Linked DNA regions of Homo sapiens: region 2 is linked to region 1. Evidence: chromatin loops called from intact Hi-C (ENCODE). Cell type or tissue: PC-9. All regions are shown on one strand. Links, peaks and the distances in the headings refer to the core of each region. The heading gives the core; the rest is flanking DNA.

Evidence for each region. Peaks named below come from ENCODE experiments on the same cell type or tissue, not always from the same donor. Only the 100,000 strongest peaks of a DNase experiment are listed, where the experiment ranks them.
Region 2: a loop joins it to region 1, with 4 times the contacts of the local background. A loop is called at or near these places in 11 of 110 quality-filtered maps.

What each region holds. Positions count from the first base shown.
Region 1 is chr22:30,103,436-30,114,900 of GRCh38, forward strand. HORMAD2 (HORMA domain containing 2) reads left to right here. Exons shown (of 11, transcript NM_152510.4): 4 at 2-65; 5 at 966-1,002; 6 at 8,361-8,381; 7 at 9,061-9,087. It also overlaps the pseudogene RPL36P17. Among named protein-coding and RNA genes, the nearest start is that of HORMAD2, 29 kb to the left of the region's middle. In PC-9, for the core only: CTCF peaks have their summits at 5,392 and 5,594; a DNase peak (open chromatin) is centred at 5,366; H3K27ac peaks cover 4,219 bases.
Region 2 is chr22:30,189,958-30,199,689 of GRCh38, forward strand. It overlaps LOC105372988 (a long non-coding RNA gene), which reads right to left. Exons shown (of 3, transcript NR_188588.1): 2 at 2,176-2,273. It also overlaps a transcript of HORMAD2 not described here. Among named protein-coding and RNA genes, the nearest start is that of LIF-AS1, 44 kb to the right of the region's middle. RefSeq lists an enhancer at 6,409-6,528. In PC-9, for the core only: no CTCF peak of the experiment used is centred there; DNase peaks (open chromatin) are centred at 6,534 and 6,784; H3K4me3 peaks cover 1,571 bases; H3K27ac peaks cover 6,587 bases.

The DNA of each region.
Region 1 (11,465 bases), core at 1,770-9,769:
GACCTCAGTTTAAAAATCCTCCGAGAAGATAAAAAATGTCCCGGGTCACTGCATATTATCAGATGGTAAGTAATAGAAATTCTATAAAAGTTGAACAACATTATTTTTATCATGGCTGAAATTACCCATAAGACTTTATTTAGTAAGATCATTTTTTAAAAAACCATTTCTTCTTTTCTACTTTCCCTCTTTCTTTTTCTTTTTCTGTTTTTGATTTTTTTTTTTTTTTTTTTTTTTTTTTTTTTGAGATGGAGTCTCGCTCTGTCCCCCATGCTGGAGTGCAGTGGCGCAATCTCGGCTCACTGCAACCTCTGCCTCCCAGGTTCAAGTGATTCTCCGCCTCAGCCTCCCGGGTAGCTGGGACTACAGGTGCATGCCACCACGCTCAGCTAATTTTTGTATTTTTAGTAGAGACAGGGTTTCACCATCTTGGCCAGGATGGTCTCGATCTCTTGACCTCATGATCCAACCACCTTGGCCCCCCAAAGTGCTGGGACTACAGGTGTGAGCCACTGCCCTGACCTACTTTCCCTCTTTCTTTTTAAAAATAATTTTCTAGGAATTTGTAAGAATTATTCAATATAATTTTAAGACACTGATTTAGCTTTTTGAAAGAAAATTGACTTGTATAAAAATAAAAACTGTGATAAAATATTAAATATATACACCTATTATGTACCCACACAGATTTTAAAAATTGATAATTCATCATATGTGTGTCAGTGTACTAAACATGGGATCCAAAAAAATTTGGTTCACTACCACAAAATAGCTCACTATTACTTATAAAGGTCTATCATCATATTAAAAGTTGCTGGAAGTTTAAAAAAATGATTAAATGGGAAAGGTAAGATGGTTATCAACTTAATGTACATCAAAGCAAAAAGTGCAAATGAATTCTGTACTTGGAATTTTTTTGGATTTGCATATGGTCCAATTGACATCAAACATTTATTTCTTGACAGGATTCAAGGTTGTTTTGATGCTTTGGAAAAGAGATACGTAAGAATGTTTTTACACTTACACTGGAATCAAAGGCTTGTCTTTTATTCTTTAAAAAAAGAAATTAGACATTTATTTTGTTTTTGTGTTTAACAGTATAAGTGTCTACGTTTGCATCCATAAACTAATTTCTTATCTTATGTCTTTATTGTCCTGTTGTTGTCTCCTTTGCATCAATTAGAAAGAAAACTCATTTTTTCTCTTTTACATACTCACATTTTTTGACCACAGAGTTTCCTCTGAAGTCACTGGAAGAGATCCACAGGATGTGGGACAGGAGAGACAAGAATCTGGCATTTAGTGCATTGAACAAATTTAGAATAGTGGTGATTCAATTTGCAGATATGAAAGGAAAAAATTGACTTGAATAATTGGTTTTTATTCTGTCTTAGTTATTTTGGTAACTATATTTTGTTCATAAGTATAATCTATTCCCTTACAATAGCTAGTATTGTACCTCAAATTTTAAAAAAATACAGCTTAAATTTTAAGTGCATCTGATCTTTCATGCTGCCCAAGACAGCTATGAAGGGTGTACAAAATGGAGGCTCTAGTCCTAGTTGAAGAGACAAGATGTATATAAATGAAATTTCTCTTTTTCTTTTTTTTTCTGTGAAGCTTTTATTATGAACAGAGGGCAGGGCAAGGCAGGGGGCTCAGTCCTTGGCAGCGGCTTTCCTCATGGTGGCCAGGACATTGCGCAGCTCCTCCTACTTCCTCTTGGTGCGGATGTGTGTTCCCACCTTTTTCTTGATGAACTTGAAGGCCCTTTTGTCCTTGGAGACCTTGAGCTACTCCATGGGATGCTGCCCATACAGGGTGAAGCCACACACCTCTCAGATCATATCCCGCATGAACTTGGTGTGTTTGGTCAGGCACCTGCGATGGCAGCTGGGCCTGGGCTTGCTCACATTCTTGGTCACCTTGTGGCCCTTGTTGAGGCCCATGGCTGTAGGATAAAGCAGAACCATGGCTGCTGCTCTCCAGTGACAGCCAAGGCCTGTAAGTATTTGAAATTTCCGCCACTGCTTTTCCCCACTTTCTCCATCTATGTCTTCTTTTTACTCCTCAATTCCTGTTCCTTTAAGAAATCTTGAGGTCAGGAAGCCTTACACTGGATTATTTAGCAAATTCATACATTTCTATTTCCACTGCACATTTGTTACTTATGATTTATTCAACACTGACCAGAGGGACCTAGGGATACAAAGATAAAACAGAAGTGGGAAAGAGCTTGTAACCATGGCAGAAGATAAGTGAATTCATATGCAGGGCTGATGATCAGCTGTTACATACTGACTCAGCTGTATCTGCTCTTAAAATATTGAAATATTTCTGTATTGAATGGTGAATAGCTACTTTTCTGAGACCTCATGTGGCTCCCCATCAATATCCTCCCCATCACCTTACAGTGTCTCTTTTGGGATCTCTCCAGAACACTCCAAAATCCAGTAACCAAAGGGTTAATATCTAGTCCGAACGTTGCTTCCAGGAGGCCAGCTCTAGAGCCAAATTGGCATCCTTTCTGATTGGCCAGTATCTATGTCATATTGGGCTTTACATGTTTATTTATTAATTTTTTTGTGAGTGTGTGGCAGAGTCTTACTCTGTTGCCCAGGCTGGAGTGCAGTGGCGCAAACTTGGCTCACTGCAACCTCCGCCTCCCAGGTTCAAGCGATGCTGCTGCCTCAGCCTCCTAAGTAGCTGAGATTACAGAAATGCACCACCACACTCGGCTAATTTTTGTATTTTTAGTAGAGATGGGGTTTCACCATGTTGGCTAGGCTTCTCTCGAACTCCTGACCTCAAGTGATCTGCCCAACTCAGCCTCCCAACATGCTGGGATTACAGGCATGAACCACTTCACCCAGACTATATATTGATTTTTTTATATCAATTTGATATTTTTATGTAAAAATATCAGAGATATTTCAATCACCCCTATAATGCTCATTAGAAAGTGATGCATGCCAAAAGACAGATAATGATCATATGCAATGGGAAGTATGGGAAAGGAGGCACTATACCCTGTGAGAAACATGAGAGAAATCTTTTGAGAGAAAATAGCCTCTGAGCTTTGGAGGCCCTGAATATTTGGACAGATTGAGAGGGGGAGACGGCCATCACTGTTATACTGAACAGTGCTCACTCATTCCCCTTCATCCATTCATTTAGCAGCATTTCCTGACTGTTCCTCATTGAGGGGCAGTACAATATAGTTAGAACTTCAAGTTTTGGAGTCAGATGGTCTGAAGAATCCCAGTTCTGTCACTTAACACCTGTGTGACCTTTGGCACGTAACCTACCTTTTGGTACCTTAGTTTCTTTGCATATAAGATGGGGATAATAATAGAATCCACTTGTTAAGGATATTTGATAATTAAATGAGTTAATAATCTAAAGCAGTGGTTCTCAAACTTTAGCTTGCATCAGAATCACCTGGAGGACTTGTTAAAACACATGTTGTGAAGCCTCACCTCAAAATTTCTGATGTAAGAATTTGCATTTCAGACAAATTATAAGAGATGCTCTTGACTGCTGGTCTAGGGACCATAATTTGAAAACCACTGATCTAAAATGGTTAGAACAATGCCTGGCACATAACAAATACTATGTATGTGTTAAACATTCATTCTTTATACATTGGCTATTTAATCTGTGCCAGACACTGTGCCTAAGCATTGGATGAGATAATAATGAGAGTAAAATGTGATTCCACTCCCAGGGAGGTCATAATATAATAGGGTCACTTCTTAAATAAAAAATTATAAGTATTACATGTACTAAAATAGCAGTATAATGTACAAAGAGTATCTAGCTAGTTTGATAAATTTATTTTACTAAATGTCTACCTGTATGACTGACTCAGTCAAAATAGCTTGTTTTGGAGAGATCAAAAGACAAAATTTTAGATAGATGACTTAGTCTCTTAAGTAAATAGTATTTATATTGTTTTTCAGTTGTTAATCTTTTATAACTTTCCTCAGGTGATCTTGTAGCTGGTATGATATGTTTTAAAAGTAGTTTGAGGCCGAACACAGTGGCTCACACCTGTAATCCCAGCACTTTGGGAGGCTGAGACGGGTGGATCTCTTGAACCCAGGAGTTTGAGACCGGCCTGGGCAACATGGTGACACCCTGTCTCTGCTATAAATACAAAAAATTAGCTGAGTATGGTGGCTGGTGCCTATAATCCCTGCTACTCGAGAGGCTGAGGCAGGAGAATTGCTTGAGCCTAGGAGGCAGAGGTTGCAGTGAGCTGAGACCATGCCACTGCACTCCAGCCTGGGCGACAGAGCGAAACTTCATCTCAAATAAATAAATAAATAAATAAATGAAAATAGTTTGAGTAAAATCAGATTTGAGTATCTAGAGATCTTGAAAGGTGTTCCCCTGTAAGAGCATGATTATTTCTAGTTATGAAATTTTGTGTGATTTTTTTTTTTTTTGAGACGGAGTCTCGCTCTATTGCCCAGGCTGGAGTGCAGTGGTGTGATCTCGGCTCACTGCAACCTCTGCCTCCCGAGTTCAAGCAATTCTTCTGCCTCAGCCTCCCAAGTAGCTGGGACTACAGGCACGTGCCACCATGCCTTGCTAATTTTTGTATTTTTAAAGTAGAGATGGGGTTTCAATTTTGGGTGATTTTTATACTTATTTTGTACTTTATATTATGCTTGAATTCTTCAAAATAAGTACATATCAGTGTTGCAGATAATTATTGTAAAAAAAGAGACTATATTGTATATAGCTATCTAGCTTGTTTCCTTATTCGCATTCTCAATCCCTCACCATTCCAACCCACTGTCCACACTGCATACTTTCAGAAACCCAAGTCTGATCATGTCATTCTTTTGCCTAAAAATTTTCCACAGCTTTTAAAATAAAGTTCAGGGTCCTTCACATGGTCTGCAAGGCCTGTATGATCCCTATCTTCCTGTCCAGGGCATCACTGTCATTCCCATGTTCAAGCCACACAAAGAATCTAGAACATGCCAAGCTCCTTTTACCTTTGCATATATTGTTCCTCTTGCCTGGAAACTTCTCTCCCCTGCCCCATACACCTTGCCTGGCTAACTCCAATTTATCTGTCAAGTCTCAGCTTAAATATTTACTTCCCTAGGGAAGTAAATACTTCCCTCCCTGACACCCTCCTCCCTAGCCTAGATGGTCCCTTTATTTCATGTTCTCATAGCATCCCATGCTGCTTCTTCATAGCAATGAACACAATGTTAATGATGTAGCTATCTTTGCTATTTTTTTGTTGTTTAACGTTGTTCTCCCCTGCTAGTCTAAATGTTCCCTGAGATTGGGACCATGTCTATTTTTGAATGAATGCATAAATAAATGAACTCAATTAAGTAATGTATGAGTTTATATGCAGTAATCAAAATGGCCACACAGTGGCAGTAAAGTTTTAGTCCTTTGATATGAAATTATGGTTCTGAAATTTTTTTTCTTTTCTCTTTCTTTCTCTCGCTCTCTCTTTCTCTCCCTCCCTCCTTCTTTCCTTCCTTCCTTCCTTTCTTCTTTTTCTTCCTTTCTCTCTTTCCTTCCTTTCTTTCCTTTCCTCCTTCCCTCCCTCCTTCCTTCCTTTCTTCTTTTTTTTTTTTGGAGTCTCTCTCTGTTGCCCAGGCTGGAGTGCAGTGGCGTGGTCTTGGCTCACTGCAACCTCTGCCTCCCGGGTTCAAGTGATTCTCCTGCCTCAGCCTCCCGAGTAGCTGGGATTACAGGTGCCTGCCACTACACCTGGCTAATTTTTTGTATTTTTAGTAGAGACGGGGTTTCACCATGTCGGCCATGCTGGTCTCAAACTCCTGACCTTGTGATCCTCCGGCCTCAGACTCCCAAAGTGCTGGGATTACAGGCGTGAGCCACCATGCCCGGCCCTCTCTTTCTTTCTTATAGGGTTTCACTCTGTTGCTTAGGCTGGAGTGCATTGGCACAATCACAGCTCACTGCAGCCTCAACTTCCAGGCCTCAAACAATCCTCCTGCCTCAGCCTCCCAAGTAGCTAGGACCACAAGTGTGCACCACTATGCCTAGCTAATTATTTACTTTTTGTAGAGATGGCATCTTACCATGTTTCCCAGGCTGGCTTTGAACTCCTGGGTTCAAATGATCTGCCCACCTTGGGCTCCCAAAGTGCTGGGATTACAGGCAAGAACCACTGTGACTGGCCTGAAATTTTCTGATTTGTATTCTAGTTTTTAAAAACAATTATCATTGGCTTGATTATATTTCTATCTCTATATGTTACTCTTTCAAGCAGAGATAATCTGTTCATAGTAGTGTATATGTAGAGAGGACAAGGACTTTATAGACATATAAGATGTTTTTACTTTAGTAGATTAGTTTCAAATGGGACACTTTTTGAGGTACTTGTTGCATATTTAATTATTTAGTAATAATGAATTATTTTGTATACCTTTTGCCTCCAGAACTAGAATATAACTTTTTAAGGGTAGGGATAGTTATCTTTTTTGTGTCCCTCTCGTCTCTAGCAGAGCCCTGTGTACGTAATGGACTCTCACTTGAATGAGTGAATAGTTAGTACAGTTGGCCCTCCATGTATCAGAGCATTCTACATCCACAGATTCAACCAACTGGAAAATATTTAGAAAAAATAACAGTACAACAATAAAAATAATACAAATAAAAAATACAGTGTGACAAGTATTTATATAGCATTTACATGGTATTAAGTATTATAAGTAATCTAGAAATGATTTAAAATACAGTTGAACTCATTACACATTATATACAGGTATCAAAATATCACATGTACCCCCAAAATATGTACAACTATTATATATCAATTAAAAAATGCTAGTCTTTCAGAAATGGAGAGAAAAAAAGAAAAAATTATAGGAAAGAATCAGTTTTCAGATATCTAGGAAATTCCCCTTTATAATGCAAAAAAATTGCTATCGAATTGTGAGCATATACTTTTTTTTTTTTTTTTTTTTGAGATGGAATCTCGCTCTGTCGCCCAGGCTGGAGTGCAATGGCGTGATCTCAGCTCACTGCAACCTCTGCCTCCCAGGTTCAAGCAATTCTCCTGTTTCAGCCTCCCAAGTAGCTGGGATTACAGGCACAAGCCGCCATGCCTGGCTAATTTTTTGTATTTTAGTAGAGACAGAGTTTCACCATGTTTCCCAGGCTGATCCCAAACTCCTGAGCTCAGGCAGTCTACCCACCTTGGCCTCCCAAAGTGCTAGGATTACAGGCGTGAACCACCGCACCCGGCCTCATATAATATACTTTTAGCATAAAATTAATTTTGACCTTCCTGGAAAAAAGTACAGTTGACCTTTGAACAACATGGGTTTGAGCTTCACAGGTCCACTTATATATGGATTATTTTCAATAAATACAGTTGGCCCTCTGTATCTGTGGCTTCCACATCTGCAACCAAAGGTGGATTGAAAATACAGGACGGGGCCAGGGCAGTGGTTCACGCCTGTAATCCCAACACTTTGGGAGGCCGAGGTGGGTGGATCACAAGGTCAGAAGATCGAGACCATCCTGGCCAACATGGTGAAACCCTGTCTCTACTAAAAATACAAAAATTAGCTGGGCGTGGTGGTGCATGCGTGTAATCCCAGCTACTCAGGAGGCTGAGGCAGGAGAATCGCTTGAACCCGGGAGGAGGAGGTTGCAGTGAGCCAAGATCACGCTACTGTACTCCAGCCTGGTGACAGAGCAAGACTCTGTCAAAAAAAAAAAAAAAAAGAAAGAAAGAAAGAAAGAAAAAGAAAATACTACAGGCTGGGCACAGTGGCTCATGCCTGTAATTCCAGCACTTTGGGAGGCCAAGATGGGAGGATCACTTGAGGTCAGGAGTTCACGACCAGCCTAGCCAACATGGCAAAACCCCATCTCTACTGAAAATACAAAAATTAGCCGGGCATTGAGGCGGGCATCTGTAATCGCAGCTACTCAGGAGGCTGAAGCAGGGGAATCCCTTGAACCTGGGAGACAGATGTTGCAGTCAGCCGATATCATGCCACAACACTCCAACCTGGGTGACAGAGTGAGACTCTGTCTCAAAAAAAAAGAAAAAGGAAAATACAGTATCTGTAGATGTGAAACCCAGATATGGAAGGCTGACTTTTCATATACTCCCTGAGGTACTTGAGTACACATGGATTTTGGTATTCATAGGGAGTCCTGGAACTAATTCCTTCTCAGATACTGAGGGATGACTGTATCCTTTTTCTTCTGGCCTTCTGGATATTTTTTTCCTACCCAAATCTTTCGAACCTCTCTGAAATAATATTTTAATTAGTCTATTGAAAAGAATGATAATATAGGTGCAAGTATGTAATAATAATAGTTTTTTTTTCTTTCTCTTGAAGCTACGTATGGCAGTACTGACAGTAAGTACACACTCATTTAAAGACCAAGCCTCTGTCTCTATTTCATTGTCTTTTGGCAAGTGAAACATTAAAACAGTACTCTCCCTCTTCCTCCCTGACTTTTTTTTTTTAATCTGTCTTGGAATTAAAAACATAGGATCTATCAGAAGTTTAATAAAAGATTATGAATTGTATATTTCTTTGGTATAATACATGGGAAAATGTATAGGCTATACTATCTGCTTCATTTATTGGCTCTCAGGATTTTATTTTTTTAGTTACTTTACAGACTCCAAATTTTTTGTTTTTGAAGTTTGGTAGACTCTTTTGAAATTTTGTATACCTCTGAGTTTAACATGTTATACATAGTTAAGAATAGAAAATGAGAAGATACCACTGAGAGTCTTAGATCTATGATTTATTGAACAAATTTTAAACCATAATGGATTATTTAGAATTTATTTGTAGCTTAGTCATGGTAATTATGAATCCTTCATTATTAATTTCCTTTTATTCAGTGTTCACAGAATATTCTAAAGACTCTACATTCACAAAATAAGCATATCCTATCTCTAGCTTAAAATATATGTCTGTACTCAACTAATAGAACACAAATTGAACTCTATATAAAAAAGGTATTTGATGAGGAGTAATCTAGTAAATTCCAGAAATTAAATGATGTTTATTTTCCCTTATACAGCTTTACACAGATCCCATGGGATCTGAGGTAAGAACACACACAAACGTATAGGTGGGTAGTATATGTATATTATATTTTAAGATGTTTTTCTGAGTTGAGGCTATAGATTTTGTTACTAGACTACCATATGAGCAGAGGAACTAATAGTGGGCTCTTTCAGTATATTTTACTCTAAACTTGACCAATCTCTTATTATGAGATTTTTCAAAAACTATGTAAGGGTATTGGGGAAAAAAGGCATTGAGAAGAACTGAGCTTATTCCCTAACCTGTTGGCATTAAGAGTCTCTTAATGTATAAATGTATAAAACCACATTTTTTTCTTAAAAATTTTTTAAATTTAATTTTTATGAACTTTTTTTCCGAGTCATATAAAACCACATTTTATTATTTATTTAAACTGATTATGAATCTTTTCTGTTTATGGCCTTTTGGGAAAATAAATGAGATATGGCATAACTCTAATTTTCATTTTTGCCAACTAAATTCTCCCTCTTTTCGTGTTTTTATAGATTTTCAGAGCTTTACCTCTTTACTTCTCTCTTTAGATTTCTTCCCTCTGTTTAGGGAATCCGACTCATCTTCAAGGCCAACTATGTTCATATCTTATATGTAAACCTCTTTGGCTATTTGGTCTATACTAACTTCTTTCTTTAAATTCTTTTTCCAGCAGAACCCCACAATTTAACACTCTCAATTGATTCATATTGATTACTTAATCTCCTCAACCAGATTGTGAATTCTTCTTTTTTTTTCTTTTTTCTTTTTTTAGATGGAGTCTCGCTCTGTTACATAGGCTGGCTCTGCCTCCCAGGCTTCTAGCAATTCTCCTGCCTCAGCCTCCTGAGTAGCTGGGACTACTGGCATGCACCACCATGGCCGGCTAATTTTTATATTTTTTATATTTTTAATTTTTATATTTTTAGTAGAGATGGGGTTTCACCGTGTTGGCCAGGCTGGTCTTGAACTCCTAACCTCAGTGATCTTCCTGCCTCCTCCTCCCAAAGTGCTGGGATTACTGGCATGACCCAGCATGTCTGGCCCAGATTGTGAATTCTTGAGGACAAGAGTCTTGTCTCATAGTCTTGGACACATAATAGTTACTTGTGCCACTTTGAATGTGGCTGTGGGACAGAAATTGAGGGAGAAACTTTCTGTTCTCTTCTCACTTTACTCTCTTTGTCTTTCTCCTAGCTTTCTTTCCTTTTTCTTTACTTTCAATTTTCCTTCTCTAAGCCTACATATTTAGCCTAACTGGTGCTATTCTAGACTAAATTATGCATTTTTGGCTCTTAATATTCTTTCTTTGCAAGATGACATGTAGCTGTTTAAGCAAGGGGTAAGAAAACTTTTACATACGGTAGGTAGCAATTCCTCAATGCCCAAACTAGTTCTATCTTTTATTTCTTTGTCTATTGTTTCATTTCAAAATGGTTCCCCACCACACTGTAAGTTTGAAGGGAAGTTTCCCAAAATAAAACCTTCTGATAGTTACTAAATTGATCATTTTCTTAGTGTAGTATTTATCATGTTTTCTTATGCATGAAAACTTCCTAGTTTGAAACCAGTGTTTTTTGGGGGTAGTGAAATGCTAAGCAAGTTGAGTTTAATTACAAAAAAAGTATTACAGAGTGGGAAGAAATGCAGGCATATATAATAATGAAGTTAGGAAACAAAAGCTGGTTATGTGGTAAGTTTTGAGCTATCATTTATGACCCAGGAAAAAATATTTTGAATGTTTACAGAGTGTTCCCCTTATGGGTAGATAGTGATGCCTAACCTCTACGTGTTCATGGTATACTTTTTATTACTAAAAAATTCAGTAGCATATTGGGTAATACTAAAACACTCAAAGGAGCCCAAACAAATCAGTAATAATTACAATGTAACTACTACTGTGGTATAGCAATGTTCATAGGGCCTAAAAAGCATCCACAAGTTACATTATTTTATGATTGCTATTTAGCATCAAGTCACTGATAAAACTATTTAGCTCCCTGATCTCATTCTCTTATGTACTCAAAAACAACATTCTAACATAAACATCGTCTTTGGCATTCATCTCATATTGTGCCATGTTTCTTGAGTTATATGCCTGGAAGTATATCCTTTCCTAAACAAAATTGCACAAACAATAACAATGTTTATATATGCCTGAAGCAAAAATACACTAGACAGTTGGATTAAAATTTGCAGCACTCTTGTGAAGAGTATGTCATGGTATAACAATTGAGAACCTCTGGCTTAAATCAAACAAGTGTGTGTCCCTAGTTCAGAAGGCCAACTGAGTTTTCAGCATTCTACAAAGTTATGGTACTTCTGTGCTATAAGTTTTGTTCTGGTTGCTCCATCTCATGAAAGAGATGACCAACGAAAGTAACTAAGCATCTAAGTAAACTAAGTACT
Region 2 (9,732 bases), core at 1,733-9,732, 86 kb after region 1:
CTCACTTGCCCTACGTCTCCTCTCTCTAAGTCCTACTAGGGGTCCAATTTGTGCTAAGAGACTACTAGCTGGCAATGGTATACTATTCTAATACCCCAGTCCTCTCAGGACCACTTATTAGCCATGTGGGCTTGGGTGAGCAATTCAGCACCCCCTGAGATTCACCTGTGAAATGGGGATAATCATTCTTTACAAGTGAGGACCAAGTGAAATAATTTGGAATGCTATATACATATCACCTGAATTCCTTCTCGCCCCTCAACCCTCTCTTTCTCTACTAAAGTAATTTCAGGGCAACATCTTCTCCTGCCTGGATTACTGCAGCAGCCTCCAGACCACAAAATTTTCTCTGCAGTTCAAGTACATTTCATTTACCATCTTGCAGATGGTAAGACATGTTTACAAGTCAGCTGGCTTCTGAATGTGTCTTCTGGGCATTGAATTCCCCCGACTACTTTCATCTTATAGCTTCAGCCACTATCCCTAGCACGGTTATCTCTTGCAGTTACTGGTGTAACTTTCGATGGCACTATGAAGTCCCCATTGGCACCTGTTTATGCCTCTCGGCCAAACCCCTGCTAAGGGGGTGACAGGGGCAGCATGCTCCAGTAAGGTTGAAGCACTCTTCTCATGGAGGCTCACCCAAGAGGGAAAGAAAAGCAGAAGGAAATGAGGGAAGGAAAGGTGGAGGCTAGAAAGACACTTTGGAAACTGTGAAAGTGGCCCTGAGCTCACATGAAATGCAAGCCAGCAAAAGTGTTGAGATTGGAAACTTTAATGTGGCCCTTTTGAGAGAACAGCTGTAGCACTGCAATTTCCTAGAAATCTGGATGGACACATTTAAAGAGAGTGAAGCACTGAATGGAAATAACTAGAAAAGAGGCTTCCTCCTGAGCTCTGAATGTCCTATCGTGGAGGAGTTACAAGAAAGAGCAAAGCTAATAGCCAACTGAAAACCCACATGTTGTACATTTAAGGTGATAGCTGGGAACCCAGATTCTATTTTTAGTCAAAAAAGTGGGGGGAACATGCATGAATTGCTATGAGCAAGAAAGGCCAGCAAGGAAAGAGAGAGAAACAAGGGAGGAGAGGCCAGTGCCAGCTTTCAGGACTGACATTATGGTGATTTTTCTTTCCCTGCTCTGAGAAGTTGATCTGGTGGTCCTAAGTTCCTGGCATTGGGCAATTTTCCAAAAGTTTGGAGAAGTTACTCATGAAGAAGAAGCCAACTCCAGACAGCTCGTCGGGAAATGTGGAGAGTCAGTGCCTGGGTGGTTTTCATACTAATCCAGGATTTATTAAAGCTCAGAAAGCAAGCAGCAGAGAAGGTTTTTATAATGAGACATTTTGCAAATAGAGTCATCAGCATTTTTTGATAGGAAAGAAAGTTTCTCTCTGAAACTTTCTGAAGGAGGTGGCTGGCTTGGGAGGATGGGAAGAGGAGGGGGGCTCCTTCTATGAGTGCTGTGGCAGGTGGGGGACTCCAGCAGTGGGAGACTCATTCCTTTCTCAGTCCCCTCCCCTTCAGGGTACAAAGTTTTTATTTGCAGTTGGGAGGAATTAGAGTCAATGATCTAATAGAGCTAACTTTTTCCTCTCAATATGGTATGATGTGGCATTGGTAGCTCTGCCAGATACTGATGCTACCAAGGGAACTTCAGTGCAGGTGGACTTCACGTTATTACATTGACTTATTCTTCCAAAGTTACATAGAAACTAAATTGTTTTAAATCTACACAAGTAGTTAAAGAAGCCCTACTGGAAATCTTTTGTAAATCTAAATATGCATCTGAAAGGCGAGTAAACACTTCCAAAAATATTTTGCTTGTAGCTCTGAATTTTGATTTGTCTCCTTTGCTGCCGGAACATTCAAGATGTATAAATGTTGTGGTGTAGATTAATCATCTGTCCATACCCACCTTGATTTTCCAGAATTTTATATTAAGCAGATTGGTTTCCCATCATGTAAAAAAAAAATCCAATAATTCTGCAGCTTCTTTGGGACTTTATAATTTTTTACTTAAAGCAACAACCAAAAAATTTTGTTATTTCCAAACACACTAGAAGACCACATCATCTAGCCCTTGAGCACAGAATTGGCCAAAGTTTGAATGAGGGGCTAGGCCCTGAGCATAAGTTGATGCTGATTGTCAGTGGTCAACTCAATGTACATACCTTCTTGGGAATGGGTTCTGTGCAAGGCACTGGCTGGGTCCGATGAAAGGAAGTCCTGAACTGTTCAGGCAGCCCATCTGATGCAGCAGCAATAAGCCCTGAAGAGGAATAGGGTTAACAAATACCAACAGTTTAACGTATACCTCAGAGCAGAGAGAGAGGTCTAGCATGGTGAGGGAAAGTTTCAAGGAGGGAGTGAATTTTGAGCTGGATCTTGAGGGGAGGTCAGGGTTTGTATACATAGAGTCAGACAGGAAGAGCATCTCCTACTAAGAGGAACAGAGGAGTGACTGCTCAGAGGTGTGAGGATTGAAGGGGGTTTGGTGATAGAAAATGGACCAGTGTGGCAGGATTTCCAGAAAGGAAATCCTGGAAAAGTTTCAGAACAAATTTTGAATTAAGGGTTTGCAAACACTTATGCGAAAACAATAATTGCTAAGAGTCAAGCATGGGTGCACTAAGAACTAGTCACTTCCTGTTTTTTATAAGGTTACTAGACTGGTAAACTACAGGATGTTGTCCAAGGGATTCTTGTGATTGGCTGGAATTTGGTCTTTTTCTAATGTAAAGTTTTATTGTTCTGTGTAAGAGTAGAACTCAACTGTGTTGAGTTCCATTATGCCACTCCTTGCAGCAAGGTATCTGACATAGGCTCTGTGATATTCTTGGTAGGGCTGTGGTCTGTGTAAGTCAACATTCATCCCCAGAGGTGATGGATCAATGGCAGGATAGAGGATGGTTTCCGTACTATAACAGGGCTTGATGTTTGGCCCATTTCATTTTTCCATCTTCATTATTGTTTGCCAATGACATAAGGAAACATACAGGCACACAGGATACCTTATCAGAGTTCCAGATAATATGAAACTGGAAGAGATAAATAAATGTATTCATTGATATATCAAAAAAGATCTTTTGGGGCTAAAATGATAGACCGAAAAAAGCAGCTGAAATACAATAGTTATAAATGCAAAATACTGTATCTAGGGTCAAAAAATCAACTTCTCAAAAAGCAGATGGAGAAATATGTCTTAACCACAGTTGATGTGAAAAGAGACCGAGGCCTTTTAGTTTACCACAATATGACCTAACAGTGTAATGCACTTGGCAAAAGAAGGCTATATTTAGTAAACATATCATGTCACTATGTTCTTTAATTCAACAAGTCCTTATTTTGTCCCCCAATATGTGTCAGGTATGAGGTTGGGCAGTGAATACACACTGGGGACCAAGACAGAAAGAGTCCCTCCCACAAACAGCCTGCAGTTTAGTAGAGGACAGAAACAAACACCAGAAAAAGTAAACATATAAAATCATTAAACCTTGTGAAAGGGGTCTGGAGGGGCACAAATAAAAGTGGGGAAGGGTCAGAAGGGACCTGCATTTCATGAAGTGGTCAGGGCAGGCCTCTCTGAGGAAGTGGTGTTTGAGCTGAGGCCATATGAAGAGGAAGGACAGTCAGAGAGACAAAACACTCCAAGCAGGACAGTGAGTGCATAGGCCCTGAGTCTGAAAGGAACTTGATGTGTTTTTGGAACTGAAAGACCAATGAGGCTGGTCCCCACTGTGGCTGCCAATGTCCATTCTCCTGTCCTTCCATAGCGATAGGGCTTCTGACACAGGGCTACCTGGCTGTAGTATATTTCCCAGCTTCCCTTGCAGTTGAACATGGCCATGGGACTGAGTTTTCATGAGTGGAATGCTAACAAAAGATCTTCTGTGACAGCTGGGGCCCTTAAGAGGTGGGTGAACCCCCCCTACCCTTCACACTTTCCTTTTCTTGCTGGATGCATCTGAGGCTTGGTAGTAACCCAGCTTATACCAGAACACCACATGGAATAGCAGATCCCCAGTCAGAAGGGGCCTTGGTCACTGAATGACTGCAGAGAATACAGCCCCTTGCCTGCTTGGATCACTCATCTCACTCATCATCACTCAACTCTCAAGATGGTTACTTGAGAGAAAAAAGATTCTATATTCTTTAAGCCACTGAAGTATTGTCATGTCTCTTACCTAACCTAACTATTACAGAAACAAAGGAGATACTAGCGCCACCAACCAGTCCACATTTAGAGCGTTGCATTTAGTCCAAAGGTTCACGTTTTTAAAAGAGACATTGACCATCTGAAGCATGTCTAGGGAAAGGTAACAATAACAACATTTAGGAGTCTGAAAACCAAGTCAATGAAAAATCTGTTAAAGACATTACAGTTGTTTAGTCTGGAAAAGAGATTTCTCCAGGGTGACATGATAACTGTCTTCAAAAATTGAAGAAGAGGAATGAAACTGAATTGGGGTAGCTCAGTGGGACCTATGGCTGGTTGGGATTTGTGATGAAGCAGATTCTCATTCAATATAGGGAAGAAGTATCTAACAATGAGGGGTGATTAGAAAAAGGCCAGATTACTTTGAGTATCAGAGGCTTCTCCCTATCACTGCACCCAGAGAATGGCCACCCACTTATGAGATGTTGCAGGGGTGATCCAATATCATTGTGGCAATGCTAGTGAATTCTAGGATTTCATGTAGAAGAGGTGATATATAATGCAGGTGAAGCCAGGTCACAACGGGGAACTGACTGTCAGTTTGGAGTGTATCCTGGAGGCAAGTAGTATCTTGAAGGTTTCTGAGCAGAGTAGCAACATGATCAAAGCAATCTGCTAGGAACATTGCTTTGGCCAACACAGGGTGGTAAAAGTCCTGATTTTTATAGCCCGTGTTGGTCATTGGGTGCTTATATTCCCTGAACCAGTAGCAATTTAAAGAAAACCAAGAGTGGGCCGGGCACAGTGGCTCACGCCTGTAATCCCAGCACTTTGGGAGGCCGAGGCGGGTGGATTATGAGGTCAGGAGATCGAGACCATCCTGGCTAACACAGCGAAACCCCATCACTACTAAAAATACAAAAAAATTAGCCGGGCATGGTGGCACGTGCCTGTAGTCCCAGCTACTCAGGAGGCTGAGGCAAGAGAATTGCTTGAACCCGGAAGGCAAAGGTTGCAGTGAGCTGAGATTGCGCCATTGCACTCCAGCCTGGGTGACAGAGCGAGACTCCGTCTCAAAAAAAAAAAAAAAAAAGGAAAACCAAGAGTAAACAACATTGATTTTCTTTACTTTATTTTTGAGATAATCCAAAAAAATAGTTATGAGCTAGCATTTTTTAACAATTTATCTTCCAAGATGAATGATCCTTTCATTTCAAGGAGCTCAAAGTACTTGACATCCCAGTCTCATTCAGGCTTGTCTCATATCTGAACCGCTATGTCAGGGGCAAGACTGTCAAACCTCCTCTCTCAGATAAGAAGGATTCACAAAGAGGGGAAGTGAGTTGTTCAAGGTCACAGTGAGTCAATGGCAGGGCAGGCTCTTTGACTGAGGTCTCCCAACCCTCAGGCCTGCACACTGCCTTGTGCCCATGCAAAGGATACCTCAACTAGGAATGTCCCCCACATACCAGAAAAACCAACCTGAATGAACATCCTTTCTGAAGATAGAAATTACCTGAGATATTTAAGGTTCAACCAATCTCATTTTGTAGATGAGGAAACTGAGGCTTAGTGAACTCAGGCCTGGGATTCCTTGTACTACATCTTACCATCCTATCTACCCATAAAATGGTAGGCCCAGAAACAACCTACATGATTACCTGGAACCAACTAGGCTATCATCATCAGCTCCACTGTCTGGAAATATAAAGGCTCACATTGGCTTTGGCCACCAAAGAGAGGAAACATTCTGCAATCCTTAAAAACTCATGGCCGAAGGGGGTGGGGAGAACTGTTTGAGCCTTGTACTTACAAAGTCAAAAGGGAAAACATGTGTTTCACATTTGTCTTGGGATGGGAAAGAAAAACTTTTCCTTTCACTTAATCTTGGTTTAAACAAACAGAGAGACTGCCCTTTCTGTAAACTCACCGAATGTCAAATATTGTTCACTCGCATGGCATTGGCTTACTAAGCCACTACAGAGCCACTTCCCTCACGTAATCCCCTCAATCCAAAGGCACTTCAACTTGAAGAGGATCAACTGAAATAATACACATTTCCTCTGATGATTGGACAAGAGGCAGCCGATGGAATCAGGTTTCCAAACCTATAACCCCTGGTTTCAGCCGGAGACTTGAGGCAATACAGCTTCAGTCATGACTCAGGATTTTGCGAGTGAAAGCAAGCACGTCAAGTGATGTAAGAAAATTCCCCCATTCCTCCAACCCACTGGCTTCCTCCTCCCTGGAGAATTCAGTCAGACAGCATTGTGTTGGGGGTGGGGGAGAAACAGAGGTATCCTGTCACTGGGTGCTGAGCTGCCGGCACGCCTCCTATCACCATTGCCATGGCCAGCGTCATCACCATCGCGGTGGCCAGCGTCAGCGTTTGACAAAGGAAGTACTCAGTTACAATTACCTTCCTGTTGGCCAGCAGCTCAGATAATTGCTTTGCAATGTGTGTGAGAACCTCATAAATTAAACCAAGAAACAGAGGGGCCAGGTCTGGGCTGAAGGGAAGTGTCAAGTGGAGGAGGCAGTGATGCAAGGCTACCTTTGAAGTCACTTTGTTTGTGAAAAGTCTGCTGTGCTCTCTTAAGGAAACTCCACTGGAATGAGGTTTCTGTGCATGTGGGGTTTAGGGCTATTGTTTTTGGCTCTGACTTTCACCTCAAGCCCTAGCTAGGACATGTATAAATCCCATAACAACAGCCTGACATGAAATTGCTCACCCTCTCATTGCATCAGGGGACTTTTACTCAGGCGGATTTTGAATGCCTCATTGTTTAATAGGACAGGAAGTTTACTCTCAATGTAAATGAGGAATCCTTTTTCTCCCCGCCTTACCTCCTTGGAAGATTCTTACAGAGGCCTGACTTGTTGGCCCTAGTCTAGCTTCTGGTCTAGCTCCTTCCATAAAAGCAGCTGCAGCCCAGCAGCAGCCTCCCAGTTTCTTTATTAGGGTAAGGCTTTTCTTAGGACCAAAGTTTTTGGGCAGGCTTTTCCCTAGAGGGAGTGCTGGGTGATGGGTTAAGTAAGGGCCACCCAGGGACAGGGTGGGGTTGGATGTGAAAAGGGTTGGATTTTCTCTTTTCAGTTTCTTCATTCTGAACTGGACCTAGGTTTTTTTTTTAATCACAGAGAGGGAAGCCCCATCTCTAAATCTTATGATGCTTTTCTTCCTTGGGATATATCACAAGGAAAAAGTGGGTGACTAGCCCACATTTGTGGCATAAGGATAGGACTCTGAAGTCCAAATGTATCAGATTAACCAGCATGAGCAAGAGGATGCCTAATTCAGAACCATGACCCTACCCTCTGTTAGAGCAAATCTCTGAGGATAGAAACTTCTAGAAAAATCCTTGTGGGCTCCCCCACATCTCACACCACACTCTGTAGGCAAACCCTTTAAAAAAGGCACAAGTATAACCCTCTCAATCTTCTTCTGATGCCCTCAGCAACAAGATTGGCTGAGAGATCTTCAAAGGGAGAATAATCTCAGATACAATTACTTTAGTCAAAGGAAACCAGTTATGGACAACAACTAGGGAAATGACAGAGACACCAACTCAGTAAGATGAGGAAGCCCTAGTTTATTTGGTTTGTATATCCAGAATCTTTTTTCCTACACATCTGAAAAGATACCAATAATGAGTTAAAAAAAAAAAATCAAGTCAACCACTGCACATGTAGACCTAGAGATTAGTCTAAGGTTGAATTCCCATCACCATTGCCTTCCACACACAGCTTCATCAACAATGATGAAGAGTCAAGGATGGGCTGGGCAGGTGGCTCAGGTCTGTAATCCCATAACTTTGGGAGGCCAAGGTGGGTGGATCACTTGAGGTCAGGAGTTCAAGACCAGCCTAGGCAACATGGTAAAATCTGTCTCTACTAAAAATATATTAAAAAAAAAATTTAGCTGGGCATGTGGTGCACACTGGTAATCCCAGCTACTCCAGAAGCTGAGGCAGGAGAATCACTTGAACCCGGGAGGCGAAGGTTGCAGTGAGCCGAGATCGAGCCACTGCACCCCAGCCCGGGCAACACTTGCTCTGTCTCAAAAAAATAGGAAGAGTCAAGGATGATCCCTGACAGTAAATATGCTAAAGATTTATTTGTTTAAAATTGCAACATTAACCAGAGTTTTACACACTTGTATATGTGTATACGCATGTAAGTGTGTGATTGTGATTTTATTTGCACCAGGTCAGGTATAACTAAGCAAGAAGTAGCAGCCTTGCTTGTGGCCGGAGCTCTGTTCTCAGAGCTGCTTTCACATTACAGTCACCTGTAGAGATTCATCCACAACACACAGATACCTGAATGCCTGAGTGTCTCCCCCAGAGGTTCGGATTTAACTGGGCTGGCCTGGGATCTGAGCACAGATCTTTTTTTTTTTTAAAGCTCTCCAGCTGATTATAATGTGTGTCCAGGTCACCATCCACTGAACTAGGCCAGCCCCTAATGCAGTCTTCTCCCTCCACTGCTCTGTAAAATTGAGCCACATTTGCCAGCTCCTTGCACAATATCCTCTCACTTGGGCACTGGTGATTCTCTCATCTCCCTGGTCCTCATCCTCGCTTCACCCCACACTTCAGCATCTGGGATCTGGCTTCCCTGTGACTATACCATGGCAAAAAAGTTCTTCCTAAAATGGCCTCAGGTATAATTCACATTTTAAATTACTTCCTACTCAATAAAAATGATTGTATTTATAAACCATCTGGTCATTCTCATGTAATGAGGTGAGAGAAAACCAAGCGGCATCCAGTGGCACATGACTGCTTGGCTGGCCCCTTCCTCAGCAGGTCTGTGTACCAGCTTCGTACAAGGCTGGTGCAAATCCATCCTGTTGAAGGCACAAATAACTGTGTATTGGGAACCCTCAGGAACCTTTGGGGGCTGGCACAGAGCTTGGCACACCACAGGTGCTCAGCAAACTTCTGATGAAACAGAGAATATTGAGTCTGCAAATTCAGGGGGTTTCCCCAACCTAATTTTGTTCTGGAAATTCAAATGACTGGACTGAGAAAAAGTTGTCCTGGTAATTACCAAACCCCCTCTCAGAGAACGCAGCAAGTGGCAGAACTAGCCAAAGAAACGCAGGCGTGATCAGTAGATATGCACAAGCATGCTATCTTTCCTACCTCTCCCCCTTTCTTTCTCCTCCCTGAGAACAGCTTTTCATATCATTGCAGAAATAAGGTGGAGGGGCTTCCTTTCCACCCCAAAAGCAATTTGGTTGATGGGGTTTTAAGCCAGGATCTCTCTGGGTAGAAATGACGTTCTGTGCTGCTAATGATAAATGGTGAACAAGGAGATTCTCTTTAGTTTTTTAGTCTGTGTAAGCACCTAAGTGCCCCAGATTCTCAACATTTGCTGTTTTGTCTTCTCTGGGTCCTATCTTGGCCATCTCACCTCACTCTGAGCTTGCTTCTGGAAGGAGGTAACAGACGTCAACTAGCATCTGCCTGTTTATGGTGTTTTTCTGTTTTATACTCTTGAGTTAATATGTTCTAATATCTCGTTGGATGGACCTTTCCCAACCCCATCTCACCCTTCCCTTTCA